Linked DNA regions of Homo sapiens: region 2 is linked to region 1. A link is a loop called in an ENCODE intact Hi-C map of the cell type or tissue named here. Cell type or tissue: chondrocyte. All regions are shown on one strand. Links, peaks and the distances in the headings refer to the core of each region. The heading gives the core; the rest is flanking DNA.

What was found. A loop is a pair of places that touch in the nucleus more often than their neighbours do. Peaks named below come from ENCODE experiments on the same cell type or tissue, not always from the same donor. Only the 100,000 strongest peaks of a DNase experiment are listed, where the experiment ranks them.
Region 2: a loop joins it to region 1, with 4 times the contacts of the local background. A loop is called at or near these places in 6 of 110 quality-filtered maps.

Annotation. Positions count from the first base shown.
Region 1 is chr18:6,725,238-6,738,037 of GRCh38, reverse strand. ARHGAP28 (Rho GTPase activating protein 28) reads right to left here and starts at 8,322. Exons shown (of 18, transcript NM_001366230.1): 1 at 8,095-8,322. The coding sequence starts at 8,216. It overlaps ARHGAP28-AS1 (ARHGAP28 antisense RNA 1), which reads left to right and starts at 8,176. Exons shown (of 2, transcript NR_134645.1): 1 at 8,176-8,318; 2 at 8,870-9,111. RefSeq lists silencers at 8,020-8,119, 8,330-8,419 and an enhancer at 7,589-8,552. In chondrocyte, for the core only: CTCF peaks have their summits at 4,886 and 8,078; DNase peaks (open chromatin) are centred at 8,297 and 8,717.
Region 2 is chr18:6,616,900-6,634,499 of GRCh38, reverse strand. The region is part of intron 2 of LOC107985176 (a long non-coding RNA gene); the gene reads left to right. Among named protein-coding and RNA genes, the nearest start is that of ARHGAP28, 100 kb to the left of the region's middle. In chondrocyte, for the core only: no CTCF peak of the experiment used is centred there; no DNase peak of the experiment used is centred there.

The sequences.
Region 1 (12,800 bases), core at 4,801-12,800:
AGATTTAATTAGCTTTTCAGAATAACATGACACAGGCAGCTGGTTTTCTAAGGGATACTTAGTATATGTTCTCCCACCCTTGGAATTACATGGCACTAACTGCCTGTCAAATGGACAGTTTATCTATATTATTCATTCATTGAAGAGTGACATAACACATTTGATACTCAAAGAATGTGTCATAAACCCCAGATATTTAAGAAGACGCATATATAGAAAAACAATCTACTTTTTTTATTTCCCACTTTAGAGACTAATGCAACTTGAAGTTTTTGTACACTTTAGTATTTTGTTTTGATGCACAGCCTAGAGTAATCACAAAGAAATAATGTATGAAACTTCATATGATAAAGAATGATACATTATGAAAAACTCACTAACTCAATAATCAGAGCACAGCAAGAGACAAAAAGCAAACAAGCTAAAAAGGACTCTCAAAGAAACCAAAATAAATGCTATCAAATTCTTCAACAAGAGTATACACTTTAGTCCTTTAAACAGCATTGCCTTTACATAGTTGTAACAAGCTGATTATCTAATCAAAAGTAAATTACAAAGCATGTTAAAAGTAACAATATTAGAAATAAAAGTACTGCTAAAGACTTTCAGAGCTGCCTGAAGAAATAAGTAATAATTTCAATTTTTAGGAAATAAAACAATATACCAATATAGACTATTTATTAGTAAAGCAAGCAAACTTACACATCTCAATAGGTACCTTTACTTTAGTAAACACATGCAGTTATGCTGTCTTAATGATAACAGTCATTAAGAAAAGGTTAATTTCTAACACTATTTAAGGGTATGCCTGACTTTATTTTCATCCAAAGAGGCTTAAAAACAAAGCAAAGTGTATTGCTTAAACAGATAGAATTTATTTCCAAAATTTTCTTCTGAAAAACATTCCATTTACCTCTTCTGCTTTGCTATATAACATTTTACTTTTATTCTTGGCTAGAACTGACATCTAGAGACCATATGGTTGAGAAATAAGAACATGGCAATTACCTCAGAAACAAAATTGTTTAGTTTGAGGATGGAATGAGAAAAAATTCTGATTACATGCAAATTAGAATGTTTACTTTAGTTAAAATACATTTGCAGATGTTCAGATAACATCTCCGGAACACTGGTAAGAGGAAAATGTTTTCCATCAGGTACAAAGATAATTCTCAAAGAATAAAAGATAGTTTCAGTAATACTCTCTAGGCAAAGTGGGATTTAAGAACAACTACACTCTCTTAACACAGCATTTAATTTAGCAACTTTCTGTTTTTTGTTTTTTTTTTTGAAATGGAGTTTCACTCTTGTTGCCCAGGCTGGAGTGCAATGGCATGATCTTGGCTCACCACAACCTCCGCCTCCTGGGTTCAAGTGATTCTCCTGCCTCAGCCTCCCAAGTAGCTGGGATTACAGGCGCCCACCATCACGCTCGACTAATTTTGTATTTTTTTTTTTTAAGTAGAAATGGGGTTTCACCATGTTAGTCAGGCTGGTCTCGAACTCCCGACCTCAGGTGATCCGCTCACCTCGGCCTCCCAAAGTGCTGGGATTACAGGTGTGAGCCACTGCACCCAGCCGATTTTTTTCCTTTGAGCCTATTAATAAACATTTGCTTCCAAAAAATCACAGAAATTTAAAAATTAGAAAATCTATCTTTAGAGCTTTCATAAAGTCAGACCAGGTAAAATTAAAACATTTTTTATACTTTGTGTCAAAACTGAAAAAAAAAAAGAGTAGATTAAATGACTGTTGATGACTATTTATATTTGGCTGACCTTTTAAAAGCTAATGAGATAAAAACAAAATCAGCAAGACTACTAGACGTCTATTTCATAGTATGTAAAATGAGTCAAATGTAGAAGAAATGAGAGAAATAGAAAGTCACCTTTAGAAGACCACATTAGTGAATTGTAGTGACAAGATCCACAGATAAATGCTAAAAGTTTAAGGAGAAAAAGGATATTTCCACAGTCTCAAAGTATCTCTCCAAAGGTAGCTATTAATTAAAAAGAGGAAAATCGTAACTTTATAGTACAGAAATCTGGCAGACACCACCTTATCCCGAAGATCAAACCTAACACCAACGTTAGTAAGATGTCAACGTCGCATACCCGCTGTATGATGCCCTCAGAGGGACCCAATATTACTTCCACAGATTTCTCATCGAAAATGCATAAGCTTGGTCAGGCTGAAGGCTCACATCTGTAATCCCAGCAATTTGGGATGCCAAGGTGGGCAGATCACTTGAGCCCAGAAGTTTGAGACCAGCCTGGGCAACACGGCAAAACTCCATCTCCACAAAAAATACAAAAATTAGTCAGGCATGGTGGCATGTGCCTGTAGCCTCAGCGACTCAGGAGGCTGAGATGGGAGGATTGCTTAGGTCCAGGAGGTCGAGGCTACAGTGAGCCATAATCAGACCACTACACTCCAGCCTGGATGACAGTGCAAGACCTTGGCTCAAAAAAAAAAAAAAAAACAGCATAACCTTAATTTAATCATGAGAAAACATCAGACCAACCCAATTTGAAGGACTTCCTATAAATCACCAACCAGTTCTCAAAAAGTGTCATGAAAGACAAGGACAGTCTGTCAGATTGCAGGAGACTCGGGAGATACAACAAAATTCAGTGTGGAGTCCCACATTCAATTCTACAACAGGAAAATTCCGATTTTATTGGAAAACTGGTGAAATCAAAACATAGGTCGTAGTTTAGTTTACAGTATTGTACCAGTTTTACTTTGTTTAGTTTTCACAAATGGTATTCTGGTTTTGCAAGATGTTAACATTTGGGGAATCTGGGTAAAGGTTACGCAGAAGCAGAAACTTTCTGGACTACTTTTGCAAGTTTCTTAAGCCCAAAATTACATCAAAATAGAAAGTTAAAAGTTATGACTTTTTAGTCACCATCTTCATCTACATAAGGCGATTCTACAATACTCTAAATTCCCTAAACTTTTGTGCATACATTAGAGATTAATGATCAGGGAGAAGTGAGCAGCTTAAAAATGGATAGAGCAACTGGCCAAATATTTAGCCATATGATACCATCAAAGGAAATGTACCAGATGTTTTCCAACAGCTCTGCATATGGAGGAATCTACGCTCAGCAGGGATCCCACTGTAAAAAGAAACCAGAGACACCAACTCTGATTTCAACCATAACATAAAGAATGACCTATAAATACCTATTGTCTACTAAGAATCTTATTTCCATTACTATTTTTGAATCCTCTCAAGAAAGTATACCTAGTATCCCCCAGAATATGGTGTCCCTGTGCATGTGTACATAAGCTCATACGGGCCTACATAAATGCTTAGTAAGAGTTAGCACCTGGAAGTAAATGTTTTCTTAATTAATTAATTTCAGTCCAGGAAAGTACCAATAAATCTATCACTAAAAGTTGCTAAATTTAGTTTTTCCTCAATATAAAATATTTACTTTCTAATCATCCATTCCATTTTAATCAAATTATCTTATTATTAAGAATAGTTAAGAAACAATAGCCCCCTCACAGAAGTTTAAACATTGCTGTAGAATTAGAATTCCTAGGATAACCTTGGTTAGCTTCTATATTTGTTTTCGAGGAAGAGTTGGCTGTTTCCCTCCTCTATTTTTGTCCTCTCTCGGGAAGTTTATGGTATAACTAGATAAATATCAGAAATAATCATGGCCATTTTCTACTATACCTTCACAAAAAAAACATTGTACTTCATTATTTGTATATACTCAGGAAACCCTTGAAAAACAAAATCTAGCTTTATCCTCAGCTACGTTTCATTTTATCAGTGAAATTATTTTGTATGTTTGTCAATAGTCTCACTCTGGATTCTGAATAGAAGCTTAGCCTCTCTAAAAATCATGATTCTAATTTCAACCATTTAACAGAACTGATAATTTATAGTTAGTTTATTCTCTTTCTTCCTTTACAATAGGATGTGGATATACAATTTTGTGAAATAAAGAATTAGTTCTCTTCCTCCCAACAAATACTTATGACTTGTGAGTCTCTTTGCTGCATGAATAAATTTCGCAGTGGTTGGAATCCCCCATGATCTAGAAATGCACTGTAGACACCAACTAGGACTCCCTGCCACTGTTAAGCACATAAAGGTGCTAAACACAGAAGGTAATTGGTGTTCCTCATTAGGAATAAGTCTAAACTGTCCAGAAACACAAGCTGAGAATGTTTTTTTGTTGTTGTTGTAATATCAAATCAGTTGACCAAAATGGAAAATAAGTGAGAATGAAATATGTTTGCTAAAACTTCCTCTGAGAGAATTATGCTCTTGCTTTAAACTACTTAAAAGTTTGTATGCCTATTAGGGACAGAAAGATGTTGTATCTTGATGGTTTTCTTGCCTTTTAGCTCCAAAGAAACAAATTAAAATTCATGTTACAAGTATGCCATGCTACTGAAAAGTAATAGCCAAAATAGACTTTGTGGAGTCCTTGAAATTAATTCCTAAGAAAACTTTGAAAGATAAAAGTAGTATGAGAAAATAGAATTAATTATGAGAATTAACAAGCAAGTCTATCCATCCTCACACTCTATTAGAATCAAGAAATATGGTGATAGAAATTATATATAAAAAAAGAAATAACTCTTAAAGAAACGGGGGGTGTGGGAAGGAATCCCAAAAGCTCAAAAGGAAATATGTATAACAGTATTTTAAATGCCACAGCAGACTGCCCCATGCAAATTTAAAGAGCAAAAACAGAACAGGACAAGATGGACAAAGGATAATCTATATATTAAAAATAAACATATTAATTTATACATTCTGAATACTGATTTTAAAAAAAGAACTTAAATCTGAGGATTCCTTACTGTCAATATATCGCAACCTAGAATCTTTTAGGTACCCACAACTCCCTCTAAAGGCCAGTGCATTTATGTGACTTCAGGTGGTTTCACTTATTATGCTCCATACATAGTTTTAACTATTTTATAAAATGAGGTAAGAATGAGTGATCCCTTTGATTCTTCGGTTGCAAGATTGGAGCTATAAAACTCAGATATTTGAGTTTTAAATGGCCCCCTTTTTTTTTCTTGACAAACAAGGCTTTCTTGACCTTATTTTGTTTGTCCGCTTCTGATAGTGATGCAAGTACCAAAAGTTTGACTCTCCTCTTTACAGCAACAACACCTGATTAAAAGTGATAACCGTAGGGATACAGCTAATATATCTGGTGCTTCCTCTGCGTTAGTCAATATCCTAAGCAGCGGAAGTAAATTGCCCAAGGCCACATTGTAGTAATTGGTGTAGAGTCAAGGTCTGCCAATCTGACCTCAAGCCTGAGGAACTGACAAGTACATTTCACTGGCTACTCACTTTACGAAAACAAAATAAAATAAGTAAAATAAAATAAAATGAGCAGCCCTAAAAGAAACTGCCTCAATGTTGAAGGGAAACAGGGAGAGTGTGGCAAACAAGCACAGCAGCCCCCATGATGGAGCAGCTCAGCTTCAGCTAGGGATGGCAGGCAGCAGGGCAGGCCTGAGCTGCTGGGTCCTTCAATTTTTTTTTTAAATGGTTAGCTAAAAATCCAGATTTACATCTGAAGCCTCTTGATGTAGAAATATTGTCACTTATTTCCTCTTTTTTTCTCAAAGTCTTGCTGGTTTGAAAGGTAAAGGGCCACATTCTTGGGGCAGGGACTATGTCCCGTTTATCTCTGTAACCCAAATGCCTAACACGTTGCTGGCCATGGAGGTGCAAACAGGTTGAGGTTGGCAGTTAAAAATCCCACCATTTTATCTTGGCTATTTTGTAATCTTGGCAGGAATTCATTAATTTACTCAACAAATATTTATTGGGCTACTACAATGTACCAGATACTGCTCTAGGGATATAATAGTGGAAAAAATGACCAAATAGAAAGATACTATATTCTATTTTACTGGGAAAAGGCTAGAAAAAAAAAAACCTTAAAAACATATAAACTCAGGTGTAGTGGGGGTCTGGAAAATAAAAAAGAATGGTTTGCTTTGAATTGAACCTATGCCACCAAGAGCTAAAAAATAACGCAGATACAAAAGTCCACGCTTTCTAGGGCCATTCTGGTCATTGCTCCACAAATAGGTTACAAATGTGTAAGCAATTTAAAGGAAAGGGTATTCTTGAAAGAGAGAGTGCTTTCTTCAGAGGTAGAACAATATGATCTTGCTTCTTGGCTTGAAAGGAAGTATTGATCATTAGTTAGTGAGTCAAAGGTTAATAACTTGGGCCTGATTATTTCTGTTATCAGACTTATGATTAATGGTGTCCTCTGGCTCTTTGTAAATACAGGAACCTCTTTTTGATTGCTTTTTTACTGGGAACCAAGGAATTAAGCTATTCTCTTGTGATTGGGTTGCAGGGGGCCAGGGGGTTCTGCAGCAGAGGAACAATGGTACCAAGGCTCCCATAGACAGAGTGCAGGGCAGTCACCAAAAATGCAAACTTGGAACAACGTGAATCTAATTGGCAACCTTAAGGTGAAATACTAGCTCTGACACGTAACGCTTGCTCTCATGTATTATCATTCCACAAGACCACATGCTGAGTTAATAGAACTTCTGCTTCTAGTTTGCTTTGGAAAAGGATGTAGTTTCAAATTGCCCAAATGGCACAATCTGGCTGGCGTTCTGAGACAGCTGCTGGGAATTATAGACAGGACAGCTACACTAGAACCGTTTAAGAAATGGACAAACTTGGCCCATGCTTTTCATCAAAACACACACACACACACACACACGCACACATATATATATTTATTTAGTTAGTCATAATCTGAGTACTTACAGCCAATAATTATGTTTAGAAAAGAAAATACCCTAAAGACAAATGCCAGTTTATATCTTCGAGCAGCCTTTAAAAGTATATGCACAACTCCTAAAGCTGGAAAAAAAATGTGATTTTCCCACTGTCTTTATATAAAAATGAGATTTCACTCAACCTGCTGTTTTTGAAAGAAACAACATTTTCTTTGTTAGCCAAGCCCAACATAGATCTCTTGCCAATGTACTTTGTTCTTCTCATGGATACTAGCCAAAAAGATATTCCTTGAAATAAAGTCACAATCTGTTAATTAGGAAATCAATTAAAATCACAATCAATTAAATTAGGAAACAGAAGTAATTATCGCACAACTAAAGTTAAAAGTATGAGATAAAAGAAATGATTAAAAATAAACATGATGAAAACACACCACTCAAACTGCCCCCTTGTAAAGAAAAGCACTCGTCAGTGGATCAGATAGTCACATTTACACAAATAAAACTTCCCCCAAATATGTATCAAATATCTAACCATCTCACTCATCATAATACTTTTGTCTACCCACTTAAACGTTTTTGTTTCAGTTAATGAAAGTCTCATTGGCCTTGATCTTGCATCAAATGGATGATCACTGATAGAGTAATTTAACATAGATCCTTGATTAAATCTGAAATGTACAGGATGAGATGCTTATAGACTTCTTTTGACCAAAAGGAAATATAATTGCATTGACAGCATAGAGTTGACATTAGCAGTAATCAAATAATGACACCAATGCCTTTATACAATTGAAAGGTTTTAACATGTAGAAATAAAATTGTCTTTAAAAGTCTATTGAGGTGTACTTTTTAGAGAATTTCTCAACCTAAATTTTAAACCAGGCATGCAGTTACTGAACAAGCTCTCAAAAGGAGTATTCTGAGGATTTAGGGTTATTCATTTACTGTTTTCTTTTCATGTGCTGCTTGTGTTTCATTTGGAATATTTTTTAATTTCCCGATGTTTTATAGGCAACTTTGGCCGAAATGAGGTATATATATATATATACACATGACTTATCCTCAAATCGTATCAAGAATGCAATCCTGCTGCTTGCTAATCTCTGCTAGCCAACGACTTCAGCCCAGGCTGGTGGAGCCTTCGAGCGTTTCCCACCTCCAGTCAAAGACAATGCAAAGAACCCCAGGCTCACTCATCTAGTCCACCAAAACTTGAAACAACATCCAGTGACGGCGGTCGTGCGCTCAGGCACAAGGCGCAGCTGCACGGCGAACCCCCCAAGCCCAGCGCGACTGCGCCGCCCTGGTGGGAGCGGCTCCGGGTACCTGCTGAGCGGGTGGCTGGCTGCGGCGCGGGGCGCGCAGCGCGACTCGGCGTTGGGGGGCTGGGCGCGCGCGTACGAGTGGTAGGCGGTCAGCACCACGCCGCCCGAGTCCTCCACCTCCATCGTCAGCCGCGCATGTCTCGGCGCCGGCCCCAGAACAAAGACCGGGACCAGCATGGACCGGCGCGCCGGGAGGCTGTCAGCAGCTGGGCGGCGCGGCCCGAGGTGCGACCAGCCGCTCTCTCCCGCGGCTGTCAGGGGCCCCCGGGCAGGCCCGCCCCGCCCCGGGCGCGCGAATTCGCAGACGCTGGGAACCACGCCCACGGGCTGGAGTGGGGGCGGGCATAGTGCGTGTGTGTGTGTGTGTGTGCGCGCGCGCGCGCGCGCTCCTGTGTGAGTGCCTGTTTGTGTGCCTGTGTGTGTGCGTGCGTCTGTGCCTGTCTGTGTGTGCGTGTGTACCTGTGTGTGCCTGTTTGTGTGCCTGTGTACGTGTGCACGCCTGTGTGTGTGTGCGCCTATGTGTGCGCCTGTGTTTGTGCCTGTGTGTGCGCGCCCGTGTGTCCATGTGTGTGCCTGTGTGCGCGCGCCTGTGTGTCTGTGTGTGTGCGCCTGTGTGTGCGTGCGCGCGCATGTGTCGGGAGTGCGCGGGGAGGTGTGATCCCCGCTTCTAGGAAACTGGAAACCGGCCGGGATCCTTTGGGGCTCCTGCTAGCGGCTCTAGTAAAGTTTGTTTTTCTTTGTTTCTTTTTTTTTCCTTTTCTCACTCCCCCTCCCAGCCCTCTTCCAACTGGAGGCTTATCCTGTGGCTGGGAACATTTCCTGCCTGGCTGCGAGGAGTGAGACTAAGAAACCATACCTCAGGCTGAGGAGAGAGGCCGGGTTTGATATGTGTGCTCTAGGGAAGAAAAGGAGAAAATGTGACACTCTCTCATTTAAAGCATCCACATCAAAAATTGAAGAACTGGATTACATTGCTGTTTACTTAGTCAAGTTACAATAAACTTGATTTCCTTTTGGGTCAGGTAATCCCCTTTTACAGCAAGGGAACGCTTCCCTCCCACACCCTCAGTGCGCCACTACCAGACTCTTACCTCACTCTCACATCCCTTTCCTCCTCCCAATCATGATCACATTAACAGATACCGTTTGCAGCTTGTCTGAAAATTAGACTTTATTATTATAAGCCAAATGGGTGTTATTTCCAGAAGTTACTGTTGGTGGGGGACGATGTAGGGACTGGTTCGAGGTAGATAAAAAGGGGCATCATTAGAAATCTTGAGTCTGAAGTATGTCCTTATCCACATAGGACTAATAGCACAAATGGAAAAACAACATTCTTATAGCTGATTAAAAAGTAACCAGAAGTATGCCTAGGAAGAGGCCCACGTGAATGTTTTACTCACACGGACAATGTGTTTTATCTGCTGTCTCTTCCGTGCATCTCTAGGAGCTAGACGAAGTGGAAAGACAAGTTAACCTATCCCTTACTGGAGGGCAACTTGATCATGCTACTTAACATCTCAGAATCTCTGTTGCTGCATCTGTGAAATGGGGAAAATAACGTTCATCTCGTGGGATTAAAGCAACAAGTACATATTAGGTTTTCAAGAAATGGGGGTACTCTTTGCTCTTTACATTCAACAAGAAGGGACACATTTATTTTCATTGCACTTTCAGAGGTTGGGAAAACAAGTTTTTCATCCAAAATGCTTTTTAAAAATGTTTTATTAATTAAAGGGGTGAGATAATAATGACTAAATTTGCTAACATACTTATGTGTTAGATGGTGTACATTAGCTGTTTAAACAATTCTATGAGGTAGGTAGTATTATTATCCCAATTTTATGGACAAAGAAACTTACTAAGCATGAGTGTATGGAAAAGACACATACAAAGAATGCTTTATTCTCCAAAATTTTCAGATAAAAAGAGGCATCTGTTTATTTACTGTGCTTTATGCCAATGCATAAAACTAAGACAATACCTTCTTAAAATGTGAAGTTAAAAAACCACTGTAGGTATTGATATATATATCCACAATTCTTCATCTAAAACCTTGGGAACAGATACATTTCAGAAATTATATCCACTTTTTATTTTTAAATGATAATTTGATACATGCACCATTTAATATAAAAACCCTCAGCCCAGTAAATTTGGGACAGTACTGTACATTTAAGTGTATTATTTCTGCAACAAAAAAAAAATGAATATTGACTTTGAGTAGGATAAAGTCTATAGATAGCCTCACATTTGTTCAGGTTAGGTTTATCACCCAATAAGTTTTGGCACCAAACCTCATAAAAGCTTGTAATTTTTATCTTACAGAATTTTAGAATTACCATAAGGAATTATAGTAGTGGAACTTTTTCTGCGCATGGAACATTCTTCTTTTATTTTTCTAAACTACAGACTCACAATATGAAATACCTGCAGGGTCTTTTCTTGTAACCATTTTGACCATAACACGGCCTCTAGATGCCCCGCGTTGCAGTAACGCCCCATCCTGCCAGCTACGGAGCCCTCCTCCTCTTGTGAATTCACATTGTAGACACCCTGGTTTCACTTTGGACTCCTCCCTCCAATCGATGATCAAATCTGTCATTTCTTCCTCAAAATGTCTGCCAACCATTCTTTGAATTCCTACTGCTAATGTCTTTGCCTTCTCGTCACCATCTCCTGACTAGGTGGCTGCAATCCTTCCTTCACAAAGATTACTTTCCATCAGCTTCCTCTTAAGCCCCACCCCCTTCAAAATGCTGTTTGGATGATTTTCCTAAAATGCAGAACATCCTCTTCTCAAAAGCCCTCGATTGTAACTCACTTGCTGCAAATTGAAGTCCAAACTCCTTCGTATGGCCTCTCCTTAATCTATTTTGATCACCGAGTACTTCATCACCCCAAAGGCCCTGTGGCCCACTTACACCAGCCTGTCCTGTGATCTTACTTTGTCTTTGCCCCTACCTATTATTTCTTGTCTGGAAATCCTGAAACACTCTATATATACCACTATAAAGCCTCTCAGGTGTTCCTAATTCAAAGCAACCTTCCTTCTGCCCTTCTGTGGAAATTGCTCTTACTTTCATTGTAATAAATAATTTCATTCGACCATGTAATTAAAGCACAGTCAGCCAAACACTGTGCTGTGTGCATTCTCCACGGCTGCGCCCACATCAGATGTTGCTAACAGATCTTAGCATTTTTTTCCACTGAGCCCAGATATGGCCATGAAAGCTACCTCAAAATAGAACCCCAAACCAGCAAGATAGCTTTGAGATGAAAACTACTTGCTAACTCAAGATTGTATTACTATTTTCCAAAAAATTAGTGTCTTTTACTAAATTGTAAGCTACTGGAAGGGCTAGGGTCATTTTTCTCTTTATAGCCCAGAGCCTGTAGAGTTTTGCAGAGCAGGCATTCAATAAGGAATATTTGTTGAAAGAATGAACATATGAATCAATGAGTGAATCAATGAACGAGATAATACTCTTTAGTGCAGTAGTTTCAACCTTGCAGAGTAGGCAAGTGTAAGGGTCAAAGAGAAACTTCTTTGCCCTCGGAAGTTTCACCGAAAAATTAACTCACAGAAATCAGATTAATTGGAGAAAAGGCATAAAAATGTATTTAATGTGTAAACACAGGATCCTTCAGAATGAAGACCCAAAAGTATATGGGAAATTGTCAATTCTTATGCTTAGTTTCAACACAGTATGGAGAGCCATGCAGAAATATGATTGGACAAAAAGAATATTATCTAATGCTAAGAGACTAAGTGGAGAAACCCAGCAAAGCCTGTCTGTCTTGATCCTTCTTGGCCTCTCTGAGCATGCATTTCTTCCTTCAGGGTATGCGACAGGACTCTCTCTAGAATGGGGGTCTTATAATCTGCAGTCAAACAAGTAGGTCAGATAACTTCTTTATGGCCAATTTTTACACAGAACAATGGAGGAAAAAGTGGGGTAATGTTTTCAGGTTTTATGGCCGTCTTTGGGGAAAAAAAGGTTCTGGTTTCTATGACCCACCTTGAAAAAGAGAGATTCTAGTTTCTATGGCTAGAAGATGAGACTGGGAGACTAGGAGCAAAAAGGTCAGGAAAAAAAAAAACAAAAACACAAAAAACAAAACTTTTGCCTTTGAGACTACCCCAAGACCCTCATTTTGTTTTCTGAGCCCCAATACCAAATTGTTTTCTGAGCCCCCATACCAAAGCATTATTATAAATGACTCATAAGTCTCTATGGCACTGAAACTGCAAACCAAAAAAAAGTTGACGTGTGGCTGGGCGCAGTGGCTCACGCCTGTAATCCCAGCACTTTGGGAGGCCAAGGTGGGCAGATCACGAGGTCAAGAGATCGAGACCATCCTGGCCAACATGGTGAAACCCCATCTGTACTAAAAATACAAAAATTAGCTGGGCCTGGTGATGCGCACCTGTAGTCCCAGCTACTTGGGAGGCTGGGGCAGGAGAATCGCTTGAACCCGGGAGGCAGAGGCTGCAGTGAGCTGAGATGGTGTCACTGCACTCCAGCCTGGCAACAGGGCAAGATTCTGTCAAAAAAAAAAAAAAGCTGACATGTATGTAATAATATTTTTCAAATATATCTATATGCTGTTGACTTAATAAAATACAACTCTTTTAAGCATTCTCGAGTTTTTGGCTTTTAGAAAGATGGTAGAATGCATATATTGGACGTTATAGAATATGCT
Region 2 (17,600 bases), core at 4,417-12,416, 100 kb after region 1:
CCAGTTGAGGGGTGATGTGACTTAGATCTGGACATTATAGATAAATAAACTTGGTGAGAAGTAATTGAATTCTGGCTAGGTGGAAGTTTGAATAAAGTGTGCTTGGAACTAAAAATATATGATTTCCTGAAACATACATATATAGGTTCGTTTATACATACATCAGTGGATGGGCTGAATTTAAAAACTAGACAATTCATCACACTACTCAGAATGGAAAAAAAAACCGGAGATAAAATTATTAATCTAGAAGGCAAAGTTAAGGAAACATCCCGTTATAGTACCCAAAGACAAAAAGATTAAAATTTAAAAAAACTTTAAAAGCCATAAAGGATAGATGCAGGGGATTAAAAATATATCCAATAGGAATTTTCAGCAAGGAAGAACAGGGAAAAGAGGAGAAGAAATAAGGAAGTAACAGAAAGAAAACTCTTGGAGATTAAAAAACAGAACAGGAATCTTCCAACTGGAATTTCAAACACTAAGCCAGGCTAAGGAAAACAACAAAAAGCTTCTTGGACAGAGAACTCTAGAGAGAAAGCAAGGTCTCTTATAAAGGAATGAGAACAGACTAGCATCAAACTTCTAACTGGAAACCCTAGGTATTATACATTAAAAAAAATTCAAAGTTCTGAGGGAAAAAAATATTTTGATTCTAGAATATCTTCATTCAGTCAAAATAATCAAATGTGAAGGCAAAACAAAACACTTTCAGACATGAAAATTATCATCTTGGGCACATGGATGAAAATATCGCTCTACAGTGCTTGTTAGGAACAATGAAAGGTCTGAGAGTTTACCCTGCTTGCAGCTCAGTTAGTCTACCAATTTCAGAGATGCTGGCAGAAGAAATGAGACTCCCAGTCAGAGACAAACAACTTCATTATTCACCGCACAGCAGGCAGCATGAGCTTCCTGTTTGCATTGGTACCTTTGTGCCTCCATAGGGGAGACGCAGGGCTGCCCGGGCTGGTGCTGTGTTTACAGTGGGTCTGCATTCACAGCCAAGGATCCCTGAGTTTAGGAAACCCCCAATCTTAAGAAGTCTGCCAGTAAACCCAGCCAACTTTTCCTATGGAGGAAGAAGCTATCTTTATTATCCTGGTCAGGAATCAAACTTGCTCTCTGCCTCAGAGGAAGACACTAATCTTGCTGTACAAATGTCCTTGAAAAGAGAGTCTTGGATAACACATGGAGAATTGCCTCCCACCCCTGCAACAATATTCTAGCGAGATAAAGGAAGAATCCAAGAAAGAGGACAATACAGGATACACTTATGTAAAAATTAGTTACAGTTGAATATGACCAGGAGAAATGTATAACATTAGAAAGAAAATAAAATGGAATTGCTGTGAGATGGTTGGAAGACACTCCCTTGACCAGCAGAGTTTAAGTTGCATAGCATTACGTTTACATTTCATTCTATCTGGCTTATGGATGGAACCACATTCTAATTCTATGATGAATAAAGTTTGCATGACTTTTTAATGTGATAAATAATATTTATTTGGTTTGCTTATTCATTTTTTTTTAAAGATTCAACCTTCAGACCAAATCTGGAAGTTCTAATTACAAAACACAATTGCAGCATTACAAACTTAAACTTCCACAGCCAGATGTGACAAAATAAAAAGGATAAAACTTAACTTCCCACCACAAAAAACTAGACAAAAAGGTATGAAAAAATTGTTTCAGACACTGACCAGCAGGCAGCCCAGGACTATGATCTCTAAAAAAGGGGAAAAAAAAAGGAAGCCCTATGATAGTCCCATATTTCTGCAAGCAATTTCCCAAATAAGGCGTAGGTAGGGGAATTCCAAACAGGGCCCAGTGGCCTCAGTGGGTTGAGGAGACAGAGATCAGGGTTAGGAGAGGTTGAGGTAGTCAGAGTTTGAAGGGCAGAGACACAGAAAAGAACAGAGTGATACCGAAGTGAAATTACAGAAATCTGTGCAGTTATGCTGCAGAGTCTTTGCTGACTACTGGGCCATGCCTGCATAGAGGACCTCTCTACAAAGTAGTGCAAAAAATGACTAGGTGAGCTGAACATTTCCAAGATCTCACAGCAGAGAGAAGTTCTAGATCAGAAAGACCAGAATGGAGAGTACTCAGTGATCCCTTAGGACACTTAGTAAAGACCTCAGATGGGTCACTTGTTGGCAGTAACAGAAAGGCTGCACTATTCCTGGAGTAAAACATACTGCATGCTTCTGCTACCAAAAGCTTAAAAAACAGTCCCTGAAGGATCAACTGCCATGTGTGGAAGTTAACTGCATGCCAAAACACAGTTCAGCTCTCTTAAAAGGAAAACAATACAATTTAGAGACTTAATAAAAATGTGCAACCTCTAGACTTACTAGATACACCAAGAAGCAGGAAAATGCAACACATTACCAGAAGAAAAATCAGAAAATAGAAACAGACCCAGAGATTATTGCATTGATAGAGTTACCATACAAGGACATTAAAATAGATTTTATAACTATGTACAAGTATTTAAAAGAAATACGTTCACATTGAACAGAGAAATGAGAGACATAAAGTAGAAGAGAATGGACCTTCTGGAGATGAACACTACAATATCTGAAACAACAAGATAGCTGGATAACATTAATAGCAGATTAGACACTGAAGAAGAAAAGAACGATGAACTTGAAGGAATAGTGATAGAATCTATCCAGAATGTGGCCCATAGAGTGGGGAAAATTCTGAAAAAAAAATGAGAAGAGCCTCAATGACCTGTGAGACAATATTCAATAGTCTAACCATGTATACCTGGTGTTCCAAAAATAGAAAAGAAGAGGAAGCAGAAAAAAATTTGAGGAAACAACGACCAGAAAATTTCCAGATTTGTTGAAAACTTTAAACTCATAGATCCAATCTGTCTTGAATAGATTAAATACAGTGTCCTTTCTCTCTCTCTGTTTCTCTCTCTGCCTATAACACACATACACCCCGAGTCATTTCATAATCAAATGACTGAAAATCAGTGGTAAAGAAAAAAAAATCTTAAAAGCAGAGATAGTTATATCAGCATTAAAAGGAGACATGGAATAATTTCTTAGAACCTTGAAATAGAAAAGGCCTTTCTAAACATGACATGAAATTCAGAAACCATTAAAAAAAGTTGAAAAATTTGAAAATACTCAGTTCTGTGAAAATGATACCATGTTTGCAAATGGTTTCATTTTTCTCCTGGGTGTGAAGAAGACTATATTTCCCACCTCTCTGACAATTTAGGCCAGTGGAATATGGACTGCATTGACATACACCATTTCTAGGACTGGCCCATAAAAGTCTCCCATGCACGATCACAGTCCTCTCCTCTTTCTCCTTTTACAATAAACTTGGAGGTTTCCTGTTGATAATGGCAGTGTCACAGATGGAAAGAGCCTGGCTTTTAAATGACTACAAGTTTCAGAGTCCCTATCAGTGCCCCCCTCCCCTCCTAGCAAACAGTATTGACTATAATGAGAGTAAGCAATAAATTTTATTGTACTAAGCTAAATGAACTATTCAGATCGTATGTTAACAGCAGCTAGCATTTTTTTTTTGCTTTTTCCCGAGACAGAGTCTTGCTCTGTTGCCCAGGCTGGAGTGCAGTGGTGCGATCTCAGCTCACTGCAACCTCTGCCTCCCAGGTTCAATCAATTCTCTTGCCTCAGCCTCCCAAGTAGCTGGGATTACAGGTGGAAGCCACCATGCCTGGCTTTTTTTTTTTTTTTTTTTTTTGTATTTTTAGTAGAGATGGGGTTTCACTGTGTTGGCCAGGCTGGTCTTGAACTCCTGACCTTGTGATCTGCCCGCCTTGGCCTCCCAAAGTGCTGGGATTACAGGCGTGAGCCACCGCACCTGGCCAATAGCAGCTAGCATTTCTTACCCTGACAAACATGCATAATATTTTTAAACTTCTACATGGCAAAAGGAAGATACAAATTGTAAAAATGTGCAATATATATCTCAAAGAGCTGAAAAATCAGTAAGAAAAAAACCAACAACACAATAGAAAAAGAGGCAAAAGTTATGAGCAAAAAGTTTGCAGGAAAAAATGCAAATAGCATTTAGACACACCAGAAGATTCTCAACCTCACTCATCATGAAATAAATTCAAATTAAAATTGTATCGTGGCTTGTATTTTTTAAAGACTCATTTTAAAGCTCATTTTTAACTGAAACAAATACATTTAAAATAATAATTTATAAATTTCAAAAATAAATAAAAATGTCCCTCCAAAATATAAATATGTACTTAGACATATGTTATTACTCTAATATAAAGTCATATCAGGTGAAGTTAACATTGTAAAGTGTTATTTAAGACATTAAATAACATTAAAATTAGAAGCATGTAATTAATCTTGAAAGCATTTTAATGCAAATATATTATTGAATCTTTTAATGTACGATCTTAAGAAAGAAAGTGAATCACAGCACCACTGTTGAGTCATTGAGTGGTATATTGAGCAAATGTGTTCAGCTGCTGAAAAAGCTCTTTCTAACCTCATACCAATCTTGGGATGGTGAGCAAACAGCATTCCAGATATCTTCTATGAACACCATCATCTTCAAACACCTCTATCTTGTTAATATACAGGAGACATTTTTCAACAACTTTTTTTTTTGGTAGCAGAGACTGCTATATTTTCATGAGTAGGAAACTGCAGTCCATCTCTGATTCATCTTTGATTTATTTAATTCCATCAACTAGGGGTGGAATTTCCAATATATTATCAGCCGCAGCATTTTCAACATTGCCTCATTGGTGATTCAATTCTTTGGAAGTCTCTGAACTAGAGTGAGGCTTACGCTTGCAATAGAAGCTTTGTAACGTCGTATCAGACAATTTTCTGGGGCTCATGAGGCCTCAGTCCTATCTCAACTTGCACAGCATATACTCTTTTTTTGAGGGGGGATATAAATTCATATAATTATGTGATTCTGAATTTAGAATGATTCACAAAAATAATGGTTTTTTTGTCATCCCATACCATATTTTACTACTTTAAAAGCACAATATGCTGGAAAATGGGATTAGAAAAACCTAGCATTATAACTTCTTTCATTTTCATATTCTGTAAATTGGCAGTAATAACTCATAGCTTTTGTGGGAGGATTACAGAGAGGATGAAAATAAAATATCTGGTGCACAGAAGGTACTCAATTCATCTTAGTTTGGTTTGTTTTTCTGTTTTTTAAATAAAGATACCAGTACTTCTATAGGACAAATTTGAGGTGGTACAAAAGAAAGGTGGAATTTTAGTCATGCTGGATGTGTACTTCGATCAGCAGTGTTCCCTGCTGAAAACAACACTGTTTTAACAGGGTCTTGTCAGCTCTGTTGAGACTTTCTTCAGTGATGTGTAATATCAATAGAATTGCCCCAGCTGGGCTCAGTGGCTCATCCCTGTAGTCCCAGCTACTTGGGAAGCTAAGGTGGGAGGATCACTTGAGCCCAGGAGTTCGAGTCCAGCCTGAACAACATAGTGAGACCCCATTTCTAAAAAAATAAAAAATAAAGTAAAAGTGTCCCAATAGCAAAGAAAAGGGAGGCAGTTTAAGTCAGAATTCAGTGGTGTTAAAGCTAGGAGTCAAGTTCTCATCATGGTTTTGTATAATTAGAGTGATTTTGGTTGCAGGGATCATCTTACTAAAATGGTATTAATCATGACACTTGCCAAATCTCATTCTCTCTCTGTCTCTGTCTCTCTTTGCCTCTCTGTCTCTCTCTCCCTCTGTCTTCCTCTCTCTCTCTCTCTCTCTCTCACACACACACACACACACACACACATGCTCTAGTGTAAAGACAATTGGTAAATTCATGGAAAGATTTTAAGAAAAGTTAACGTATGAGCATAGTTCTTAATATCATATTTATCAGGAATTATTTCCAAAGATTAAAGAAAAGACAATTTACCATCAACTCGGCCTGATTCAGGACAGACTTTTCAAGCATTTGGAATCAAATTTGAATTTAAGACCAAGGTAGTTTCAAAAACTTGGCTGTCTTGAGTTATCATAGCTACAAGCATGTTCTCACACTGAGACCCTCAACCCCCATCTTACAGTCTATCACAGCTCAAGTAAACAGCACTCCCCACGGCTCACCATATAACTCCCACAGTGTGCTGGTTAGGAAAGAACACCCAAGGCCTGGCAGAATGACAGCAAACACTTCTCCTGTTTTCCCCAACACTCCAGGGATGAATAGCTGCTCTCAAGGTCAGATCTCATTAATAATTACATATTTTAAAAAATTTAAGCAGTTTTTTTCTGCATGACCTTTAATAAAATGGCACATAAGTGATAAAAGCAGGGCATCCTAATAACTCAGAGAGCCACAGGAAACAGCCCAGAACCTGCAAAGGACCCAGCTCATCATGGTCAGTTGACATAATGTTCTGAGTAGAGGAATGTCTTGTTTCAAACAGTCAAACAGTGGCAGATGGAGTTCAGAATAGATGCTATGAAAAATACCCCTAGTCGCAGAGGAGTCCTAAGGAAATTTCAGATCACTTGCCCTGCCACATCTCCATCTATTTTTGTCCGGCTGCACTTGTGGTAACTATGCCACTGGAAACCCCCCGTGTCCTCAGCTATATCTGCCATGCTCCTCTGCTGGCAGCTGGAAGCTTCTGGAAGGAATGTGCCGAGGTCCATTGGAATATCTGCTGACATTATGTTTCTTGTTACTGGAGTCCCAACTCTCAAATCAATGAGTCAGGGTGAAAAATCTTAGGGCAACATACTTCTAAATTGTCATATGAGTATTTGACCTCAAATGCTTCACAAGGGAATCTGTAGGAATTGGAGGGGTTACTAGCTGATATATTCCCACAGAAATGAGTACTTGAATGTTTTGACAAGAGGGGATCTGTAAATGCCTTCTACTTTATTGCAAATTTGTTTTCCCTTTTTTTCTTTTGTTTTTATTTCTTTTTTGTTTGTTTTTTGGCTGGTTGAAGACTGCTTGTCTCTTTTCTGGGGACTCAGGGTACGATCATAATGGGTATGATTTTTATTTTTTAAATATAAAATTATAATATCGAATTTGCTTTACATTGAATATCTTTTTTCTTTTCTACCATTGGATACATCAATGTATAATTTTATATAATTTTCATATACATTTCAGACAATGTAGCTCAAGAGATATGTGGGAGATGATACTGATGTTTTTACATTTGTCCAAAGAAAGATTGAATGAGAAACTTTGATGTGGTCCATATCCTCATTTTATTGGCGGCTCAAAGCGCATGTTACTTGAGAGGTAGAGGCGCCCATGGTAAAGAACAATGACCCAGGGAGAAGCTATCTGGAGTTTGACACCGTGACGATGGTACCTGCCTCCGAGTTGTTTGAGAGTGGCAACTGAGAAAGCATTTGGGAAAACACACGGTTTTTTGCTGGGGTCTAATAGCCGTGAAAACTCAATATACGTGCTTCCATTTACTATTCAACACCACACAAGGAAATATAGGTGAGTGAGAATTGAAACCCGTATCTACACAGAAGACCTGGGAGATGACCTGAATGTTTGCAGAGTCTGAAACATAAACTAGAAATGTTCTCTTGAAGACAACTCAAGTTCTTGTGTTTTGTCACCCTTGGCTTTTTACTCTGTAAACAGAAAAATACTCAGTTATTTGAACTTTCTTGTTACTGAGACTCTAGATAATTAAAGTTTCATATATCCGTCTGGAAAGATAGACATCAGGTACCTTGTTACATGGTGCTTTTCTTGATGGCTATGTGTTTAGTAACATCAAAAGCATGTTTACTAAGCAGGGAAAGGAGAGGCTGGATTGATGTTGGAGTCAGACATCGCTCTCCAATCTCCTCAGAAGGGTGCGGTGGTTTAAGTGTGGCTCAGAGAGTCACTGGAATTTGGAAACTCCCGAATTAAAGTAATAAGCATGTTGGGATTCAAATTTAGGCCGAAGAGAGAGGTTTGTCTGAGAAAACTCAACACCCTATGATATCTACAATTCTGCTCTTTGATATCATTTCATTTTGCAGTTTCATAAGGAGTCTGTGAAAATTCAGTCTCAAGTCAAATAAAAAGATTTTAAAAACAAGACTATATCTTGAAACTGTTTGCAAGTGTTACCAGAACTGGTGGTTCTGAATACTGGAGTTGAATTTCTCGCAGAGTTTCTATTGTTAATTTCCACTGTTAGTTTTACAATTTTGTTCTAGAGGCCTGTTCTGGCCCAAACCTGACCAACAGGTTCCCAATTATGTGTAAATTGAAAACGTGAAGGAGAAACAGCCGGCCATGATTTAGTACACATTTTCATGCTAAAACCAAACCAAACCAAACCAAAACAATGCTAGAGATTGCAGAAACAGAGTGTCTGTCTAGGAACACTGGGATACTTGTGTTTAAATGCAGGCAAGCAGACATGTCACACATGATTCCCATCCACCATCTCCATCCAGAGAGCCCGTGGTGAAGATCATCCCATAAATCAGAGATGGAGGATTTCGAGGCTGATGAGTTTCTCAGAGCCCTTTTGCTGATTTAGATATGGGTTCTGTCTCTCTCCAGTTAAACACTTTCTATTCTCCATTTCAGGATTTGGGGAGATTAGGATTTGGGTGTCTTACCAGGTTCAATACTGTGTACATGCTACTGCTGCTGCTGGTCACTCTACATTTAAGCCTTCTCATAATTCCTTTGATTAGAATTCAGACAGCTTTTTGTGGCCATAAAAAAGAACTGAAGTCATATCCTCTGCAGAAACATGGATGGAGTTGGAGAACATCAGCCTAAGTGCACTAACTCAGTCAGAAACAGAAAACCAAATACCACGTGTTCTCACTGGAAAGTGGGAGCTAAATAACCGGTACACATGGACATAAAGATGGAAATAACAGACACTGGGACTCCAAAGGGAGGAAGTTGGGTGGGAGGGCGAAGGCTGATAAATTACCTCTTGGATACAATATTCATTATTTGAGTAACAGATATTATAACAAGCCTAATCCCCACCAATGCAATACACTCATGTGACAGACATGCACATATGCCCCCTGAATCTAAAAAAAATAATTTTTTTAATATCTAAAAAATATTCATATAGCTTTTGATTTAAAATAAACAAATATTTTCTGATCAAATTACTTTTCTTCATTTTTATTTGTTTGCTGTCTCCTGCTTTGTTGAGCCCAAAAGAAATGAGTTTGCACTGTTTATTTTTTATTACAGCCTCTGCCCCATTTATGCAAACTGGCCCTCCTCGGCCTGTTCTTTTTTTCTAATTTTTCTCTAAGAAAAATGAAGCACATCGTGCCAAGAAAAATATTTCCTTTACTGAACATCTTCCAAGAATCTGAGTTTTTGCTTCTAGTTTCTAAATTATACTTCAGAATCTCAGGAAGCCTCCACATTCTATCTCAACCTTCCATTTGGAAACCTTAGTGCCTTTATCTTTGCTGGAGCAGCAGTTTCCAAATGTCAAGTACAGTTTATTTCATTTTAAGTAAAGGATTTCAACTTAATATCTTTTTTCAAATCTTTATATCTCTTGGCCAAAACTATAGCTCTCCCTTTAATGATTCTTAGATGTGAGTAAGCCTTTTCCCAGGCTTATCATGTAATTACTGACCCCAAAGAACTCTTCCCTGCTCTGCCTTCCCCCACCTCTTTATTCGTCAGAGCTGAAATATCATAGTGGCTAGAATTCCATTCGGTTGATAACATTTGCTCCTAGTGGGTGTTTACCACATGATGATCAAATATTATTGCCAATAGAACTCGATGACTTTGAAAAGGTTTGCAAATCTAGCTGCAGTATTTGAAATTCAAAAAGAGACACATTCATGGATCCTTTTAGAAGGACATAACCTTCTCCTTCTCCAGCACGTTTTCTGTGTGTTTGGCTAGCATGGCAAGAGCTCCCACAGAAAAGGGAGAGATGAAGGAGAGAAGATGGAAAACCCTAAAAAAAAAAAAAAAAAAGACAGAGGCCTAATGGGCAAATATCCAAGAAATGAGGCAACTGTTGGAAAAAGGCAGTCGAACTTTGAGGATTAATCATTCCTTGTCCTCATTTACATATTGCTCATTCTTTGCTTTGAGCCCCTAGCAGGCTAATGTAGACGAAATGAGATACCTTCCTCAGCACTTCTGTCCTGGTGACATTCCTATGATCTTCTCGTGGAGCAGGGACACTGCTCCTCCCCTGTGTTGTCACTGTGGGCACAGCCACTTCAGGACCTACGCCTTTATACCTGATGCTATTGCAGATGGCACATCTAAAGAATGTTGCTTTAAATTTACCCCCTTCAAAATAAGTCTCCACTGGCCGGGCACGGTGGCTCACACCCGTAATCCCAGCACTTTGGGAGGCCGAGGCGGATGGATCACCTGAGGTCAGGAGTTCGAGAGCAGCCTGACTAACGTGGAGAAACCCCATCTCTACTAAAAATACAAAAAAATTAGCTGGGCTTGGTGGCACATGCTTGTAGTCCCAGCTACTCGGGAGGCTGAGGCAGGAGAATCGTTTTGAACCTGGGAGGTGGAGGTTGTGGTGAGCTGAGATCATGCCATTGCACTCCAGCCTGGGCAACAATAGCGAAACTGTCTCAAATAATAATAATAATAATAATAATAATAATAATAATAATAATGTCTCCACTTTCCAATGGATTGTTAGAACATAGATGGAAGGATAGGATCCTCTGTGCTTAACATTCCTGAGGCTGAGCTGTCTGCCTATTGTCCTGTTTTGGTTTCTGTAGTGTGTGCTTCTCAAATTTGGTTACATGACCTCTGGGATATGAAGCAGTCCACAGGATAAATGGCATCAATTTTCCTCAAAAATGTGGGAGGGTGGGGGAGAAATTAAAGCAATATAACTTGTAACTTAAAATGTTTCTGTAATAAAAAGCACAATGGTTATATATTCAGGTGGAATGCAGAATTCCCACTTTCTGTAATAGAACACAGGCTGCAAGGATGATAATAATGTTCAGGAGGTTTGCTTAGAGATGCTTTTCTGATGACTTCGGCAAAAATATTTCAGTGACACTGACTTAAATCAGCATGGCTAAATGCACGTCTTTAGTTATACTTATTTATTAATGGGTGGCAGGTTAAATAACTCTTTTAAAAAAAAGTTGTGATCACAAAGGAGGGAAAAGAGTTTGATGCTGGAGGAGCTGATGTTTCTAGAGGCTGATGGGTGATAGAGATCCACTGAGAACTGTGGGGAGAGAAGAGTTGTTCAAAGAATAGAACCTTGAGAGTAATTTTCATTAAAAGAAAAAATCTACGCCCTCAAATCCCAGGAGCTGTTCCAGTGAAATGAGATCTTACTCCTTTTCATGTACAGTTTCTGGTGGTCTCTGCTCTGCTGTATTTTTATCATTATTTTACTTAATTGGATGTGTTAAAACATTTTCTAATACTTTTTGGCTAAATGTACAATTGCAAATGGTTTACTGAGTTCCTTTGTGATCTCAGGGCCAATTTATTTTCTCTTCATGGAACACAGTGTTGAAATTAAATGTCAATTGAAAGTACGATCCAATTTACAAAGATTTATACTAGATTTCCGCAGAAATTTTATTTGCATTAAGCAAGGTGGCCAAGAGGTGCCTGGGCTTTCCTCTGTGGCTGCTCCCGCCCTCCCACACGGAGGTGCAGGGCTGCACAGGGGACAAAGGATGACAGGACACTCTGCCCCTCTGTGTCTCAAAGTTCTCTTAGGTGGTGTGATTTGAGAGGTACCAGGATTTAGGGGGCAGCCTGTGACCCTAGTTCCTCTCCTGCTGATGCTTCATTCATTCCTTGAAGCTTCAATCAATCCTCTTAAAAAGAAAAGGAAACAAAAAAATTTATTAACATAAATATGTGGAATATATGTGGACTTTGGTGTTATTGACAAATATGGTTTGTATTTCTGATACACCACTTGTAGCAAAGACTTTGTACAAATTGCCTAATCACTTTGGATGAAAATAAAGACTCAGGCTGAGACAGGACTGAATGGTGGTTCTCACCATGCTCCTGGTAAAGGCTGTGTCGTTCTCTAGATATGAAAATAGAGAAGTTTATCAGGCTCTCTTTTTTTCCTGCCATTATAGAGTCACATACTGTTCAGTGGAAGAGGAGGATGAGTAGGAGGAAAGGAACTGGCTCAAAGGCTACGGAAGGATTCAGAAAAGACTTGCAGAGACTAATATCTCAAGGGTGAAGCTTGAGCTGAAGTTTCCATTAAAAGCTTCCATTGAGCAATGACCATGCCAATACTTCATATAGTAGTTTATTGATTCCTCACAGGAACACGATGCAGTAGATATTGTCATGATCATCCCAGCTTTCCAGATGGAGAAATGGAGGCTTCACGAGTTGAATTGGCATGTCTAAAGTCAGCCTGCTCATAAATGGTGAAGCTGTGAATTCAAATCAGACAAGCAGGTGTCCGAGCTTCTGGCTGCCCTGCTGCCACGCTGAATAACGACTGGCCACCCCAAAGTGCCTTCAGTCCCTCTGCAACTGGTTGGCCCAGCAATGGCAGGTGGCCATTTTTGTCTATGTCCAGTGACACCCATGAACTGACCTACTGATGTCCAAAGACAGGAAGACAGAGGAGGAGATGGAAGGATGGGGAGGGCAGAAGGCATGACATGGATGAGGCAAGAATAGCTGGAGTGAGAGACCACAGAGATCTTGGGACCAGCTGGGGCCCTGTTCAGTGTAAGGATCAAGTAGAGTCATAGAGTCACGGGACCCAGCCACGGGAAGGAGCAGGCTGAGGTTCACATTGGCACCTTGGCCCTGATTTGGTCAGAGTTCCTGCAGGCCTGAAATAGAGGGGGAAAGGAAGCCTCCATCTGTCAGAAGCGCTTCCACAGTGGAACTGTAAGCAGCCTCAGGTTTCCTCCTGGCTTCTCTAGTGTTTTCTTAGCACAGACTGCCAATTTTAGCTGTTAAGGAAAATGTATTTTTTTTAATGGAAGGACTTAGATTCTTATTCTTTCTAAAGGTTTTTGTTCATCTTTTGTGATATTCTTGAACATGCTTAGCCTTTTATTTTATACAAAACTCACCCTCTCGCATACATGGAACGTTAAAGTTGTTATAACAGATTATAGATGGGTGTTTTGTTTGTTCTAATGTGAAGTAAGAAATGCATTGGGATGGTGCATTATTTTATTATGATGTAGCTACGTCACATAACAATAAATGTTGGAAAATAAGGGAAATATTAATAACTTCAAGTTACTAATATAAAGACTGTTATAATTTTGGTCTTTTCCTTCCAGTCTATTTTTTTCATATACATGTCATCATAGTATTTGCATAATTTTACACTTCTCCTTTTTTCACTTATTATGTTGAAAGTATGGTTCCATTTGGATACATAGTCCTCATGTTATCATTTAAAAATACGTAATATAGCATTAAGTAGCTACAGCTTTTTCTTAACTATTCTATTATTGGAAATTAAGTGGTGAGGCAAATTTTGATTAATAATATTTGTGGCATTAAAAAAAGACATTGTGACTTTAAGGTAGAAAGCAAAAAATTCTTTGTTAGCTACACTAGACAGCTGATACAGAAATGCTTGTGAAAATAAAACCATGGAATCCTTCTATGGTAACTACTGTTTTTCTTTCATAAGTTACTAGAAATTACAAACAGCTTGTATTTATTGATCACCTACTATGTGTTTGGCAGTAGTTTAAGTGCTTTACAATATTAGCTAATTCATTTTATCCCCACCCTATTTAAGGAAGGCCCTATTTACAGCCTTATATCGATACACATAGATAACACCTCTGAGACACAGAAGGCTGAGTTATTTGCCCAAGTCTATTCAGCTAATAGATGACAGAGTAGGGAACCAAACTTATGCTGCCTGGCTCCACAGTTTATGTTCTTACCACTGTGTTTTTCTTTTATTCTATATTATTTTTCAATTAACAAGTAAAAATTATATATATATATTTATGGAGTACAACATGACATTTTGGTAGATGTACACATTGTGGAAGGGTTAACTCAAGCCATTGGATATAAGCATTACCTCAGAAACTTACCATTTTTTTTTTTTTGCAGTAAGAAAACTTAATGTCTTCTCTTCAGAAATTTTCAAGGTAACATTACATAATGTGTTCTTATTTTTTGCAGTCAAATGAGGTGCAATAGATCTCTTGAACTTATTCCTCCTGCCTACCTGAAATTTTGTGTCGTTAGATCAACATCTCCCAACCTCCCCACCCCAAACCTCTGGTAACCACCATTTTGTCCTCTCTTCCTATGAGATTGACTTTTTTATACTCCATATATAAGTTGGGTTATGTGGTATTTGTCTTTTTGTGCCTGGCTTATTTTACTTAATATGATATCCTCCAGGTTTATCCATGTTGTCACAAATGACAAAATTTCTTTCTTTTTGATGGTTGAATAGTATTCCATTGTGTATGTACAGCACATTTTCTTTATCCATTTGTCCACTGATGGGCACTTAAGTTAATTCCATATCCGGGCTATTGTAAATAGTGCTGCGATGAATGTGGGAGTGCAGGCATCTCTTTGATATACTGATTTCCTTTCCTTTGGATAAATACCCAAGCAGGTGGATTGCTGGATAGTATGGTAATTCTATTTTTACTTTTTTGAGGAACTTCCATGCAGTTTTCCATAATGCTCTACTAATTTACGTTTTCACCAACAGTGTACAAGTTTCCTTTTCCTCCACATTCTCTCCAACATTTGTCACCTTCCATCTATTTGATAACAGCCATTCTGACAGATGTGAGGTAACATCTCATTGCGGTTTTTGTTGTTGTCATTGTTGTTGTTTCTTTCTTTTTTTTTTTGAGATGGAGTCTCGCTCTGTTGCCAGGCTGGAGTACAGTGGCACGATCTCGGCTCACTGCAACCTCTGCTTCCCAGGTTCAAGCGATTCCCCTGCCTCAGCCTTTTGAGTAGCTGAGACTACAGGCGTGCACCACCACACCCGGCTACTTTTTTGTATTTTAGTAGAGACGGAGTTTCACTATGTTGACCAGGCTGGTCTCAATCTCCTGACCTCGTGATCCACTGGCCTTGGCCTCCCAAAGTGCCCCAAAGTGCTGGGATTACAGGTGTTAGCCACTGTGCCCAGCCCTCATTGTGGTTTATAATTTGCATTTTTCTGTTCATTAGTGATGTTGAGCAGCTTTTTCATATACCTGTTGGCCATTTGCATGTCTTTTTTTGAGAAATGTCTATTTAGGCTCTTTGTCTATTTTAATATCATGTTATTTGTCTTCTTACTATTGAGTTGTCTGAGTTCCTTATATGTTTTGGATATTAGTCCCTTATCAGATGCATGGTTTGCAAATGTATTTTCCCATTCTATGGGTTATCTCTTCACTCTGTTGATGGTTTCCTTTGCTGTATGGAAGCTTTCTAGTTTGATTTGGTCCTATTTGTCTATTTTTGCCTTTGTTGCCTGTGCTTCTGGTATCATATCCAAAAAATCTTTGCCTAGACCAATGTCATGGAGCTTTCCCCTTATGTTTTCTTCTAGTAGTTTTACAGTTTCATGTCTTACATTTAACTCTTTAATTCACTTTGAATTGATTTTTGTATATGGTGTGAGATTAGAATCTAATTTCACTCTTCTGCATGTGAATATCCAGTTTTCTCAGGAATATTTGTTGAAGAGACTGTCTTTTGCCCAATTTTGTGTTCTTATTGCCATCTTCATCAAAAACCAATTGGCCATGAGTATGTGGATTTATTTCTGGGCTCTCTATTCTGTCCCATTAGTTTATGTGTCTGTTCTTATGCCATCACCATGCTGTTTTGGCTAACATAGCTTTGTAGCATATTTTCAATACATGTAATATGATGCTTCCAGGTTTGTTCTTTTTGTTAAGGATTGCTTTGGCTATTTGGGGTCTTTTGTGGTTCCATACAAATTTTAGGATTGTTCTTCTGTTTCTGTGAAAAATGTTGATTTTGTATCCTGCAACTTTACTGAGTTTGTTATTAGTTCCAACAGCATGTTTTTAAATTGGCAGAAAACCTGTGCACATTTTTAGAAAGAGCTTGACTTGGCGGGTTACACAGATCTGGATCCAGTTTTGACTCTGCTTCTTATCAGTTGTGAGTGCTTCGGCAAGTTACTAACGCTCTATGAACTTGAGTTTCTTTAGCCATAAAATAAAATTAAATTAATAAATGTGCTATAAGGTATCAATGAAATAATATAAGTAAAGTCCTTGGCACAGTAGTAGATGCCCAACCAATGTTAGTCCCCACCTTTTCCCTGATTACCAGTCTGATCAGCAGCATGAGAAGGAGTGAGAGGACATTTCCCAAAGCTGATAATAGATGCTAAAGAAGCCTAAGCTTGGCCAGAGGTTGACAGCATGCCCAGGCAGTCACCTATTCTTCCAAAGGCTGCTCTGAGATGACTTTTATTACCTAAGGTTTTTTTTATCTGAATAACAGGACAACCTTAATCACTATACAACTCCTCCCCTTACCCCCCTATAACTTCCCCATAGTTTGTCACCCCTACCCCTGCCCCCCAACAACCAGGAGGAGCCTCAAACTCCTGTTCTTTTCAATAGCTCAGGATGCAATATAAGCTTCAATCATCTGACCCTTCTTTGAGTCTCATATTTTTTGGGTCTCCTGAGCAGGGATATGTAATTAAAATTGTCTTTTTCCTCTTGTTTATTTGCCTTATGTTAACTTACTTCATAGCCTAGCCAAAGAGCCTGAAAGGGTGGATGGAAGTCTGTTCGTATTCCCCTACTCTCTTCTCTGGTGGTTAAGACAACTCATTTCTCTGAAATGATTTTATTGTGGTTGTTCCTAATGATAAGTGACCCCTAGAAGTTTGCCTATGGCCTTTTCTGGTCCTGAGGTCAGAAGATTCCACACTAATGTGAGCAGAGATCTAGGGGGTAATTTCTCAGGGATATTTCTCTTCTGGTGTCTTAATCTATGCTGAATGATGGGGTGGAGGTCCTCCTAGGAAGAGGGAGCCACGCTCCAAAATAGGCCCGAGTGATCGATGCTCAGTTTGTTTATGTTCAGACCCTTCATGCTTTTGAAGGATAGCCTTGGCCTTGGGTTGGGCCGGGCTCTCCACTCTATTTTAGAATTGCCCACGACCTTGTGCCATTGTTCTGCTCCTCCTAATCTGGTCTCATACTTCCATGAAATCATGAGTATTTTCTATTTTCAGCAGAGAAATGAACAATGCAGAGAATATTCTCATTCTCTGTAACATGTAAACAAGCAGAGAAGAAAACCGCAGGGCTTTGCCCTCATTTCACTCCAGCCACATCGGCCTGTTTTCTGGTGTTTTCCTTGAGGTCCTTTGCTCATGCTGAAGTGCTTTCCCCTGTCTGGCTCCTCCTATGGTTGGCTTCTTTTCCTTCAAGCTTGGGCTTAGCAATTACATCCTCAGAGAAGTCATCCCTGACTTCACGACCTAAAAGAGTGTCAGGGCTTTATTAACATGTCATAGCACTCAGCTAGATGCCTTATTAGTACTTACTCAATTTGAAACTAATTCACTACCTTTGTGTATGAAAGTGCTGATTTTTCTGCACGTGTCCGCAGACAAAGAGAGGGTGGAATC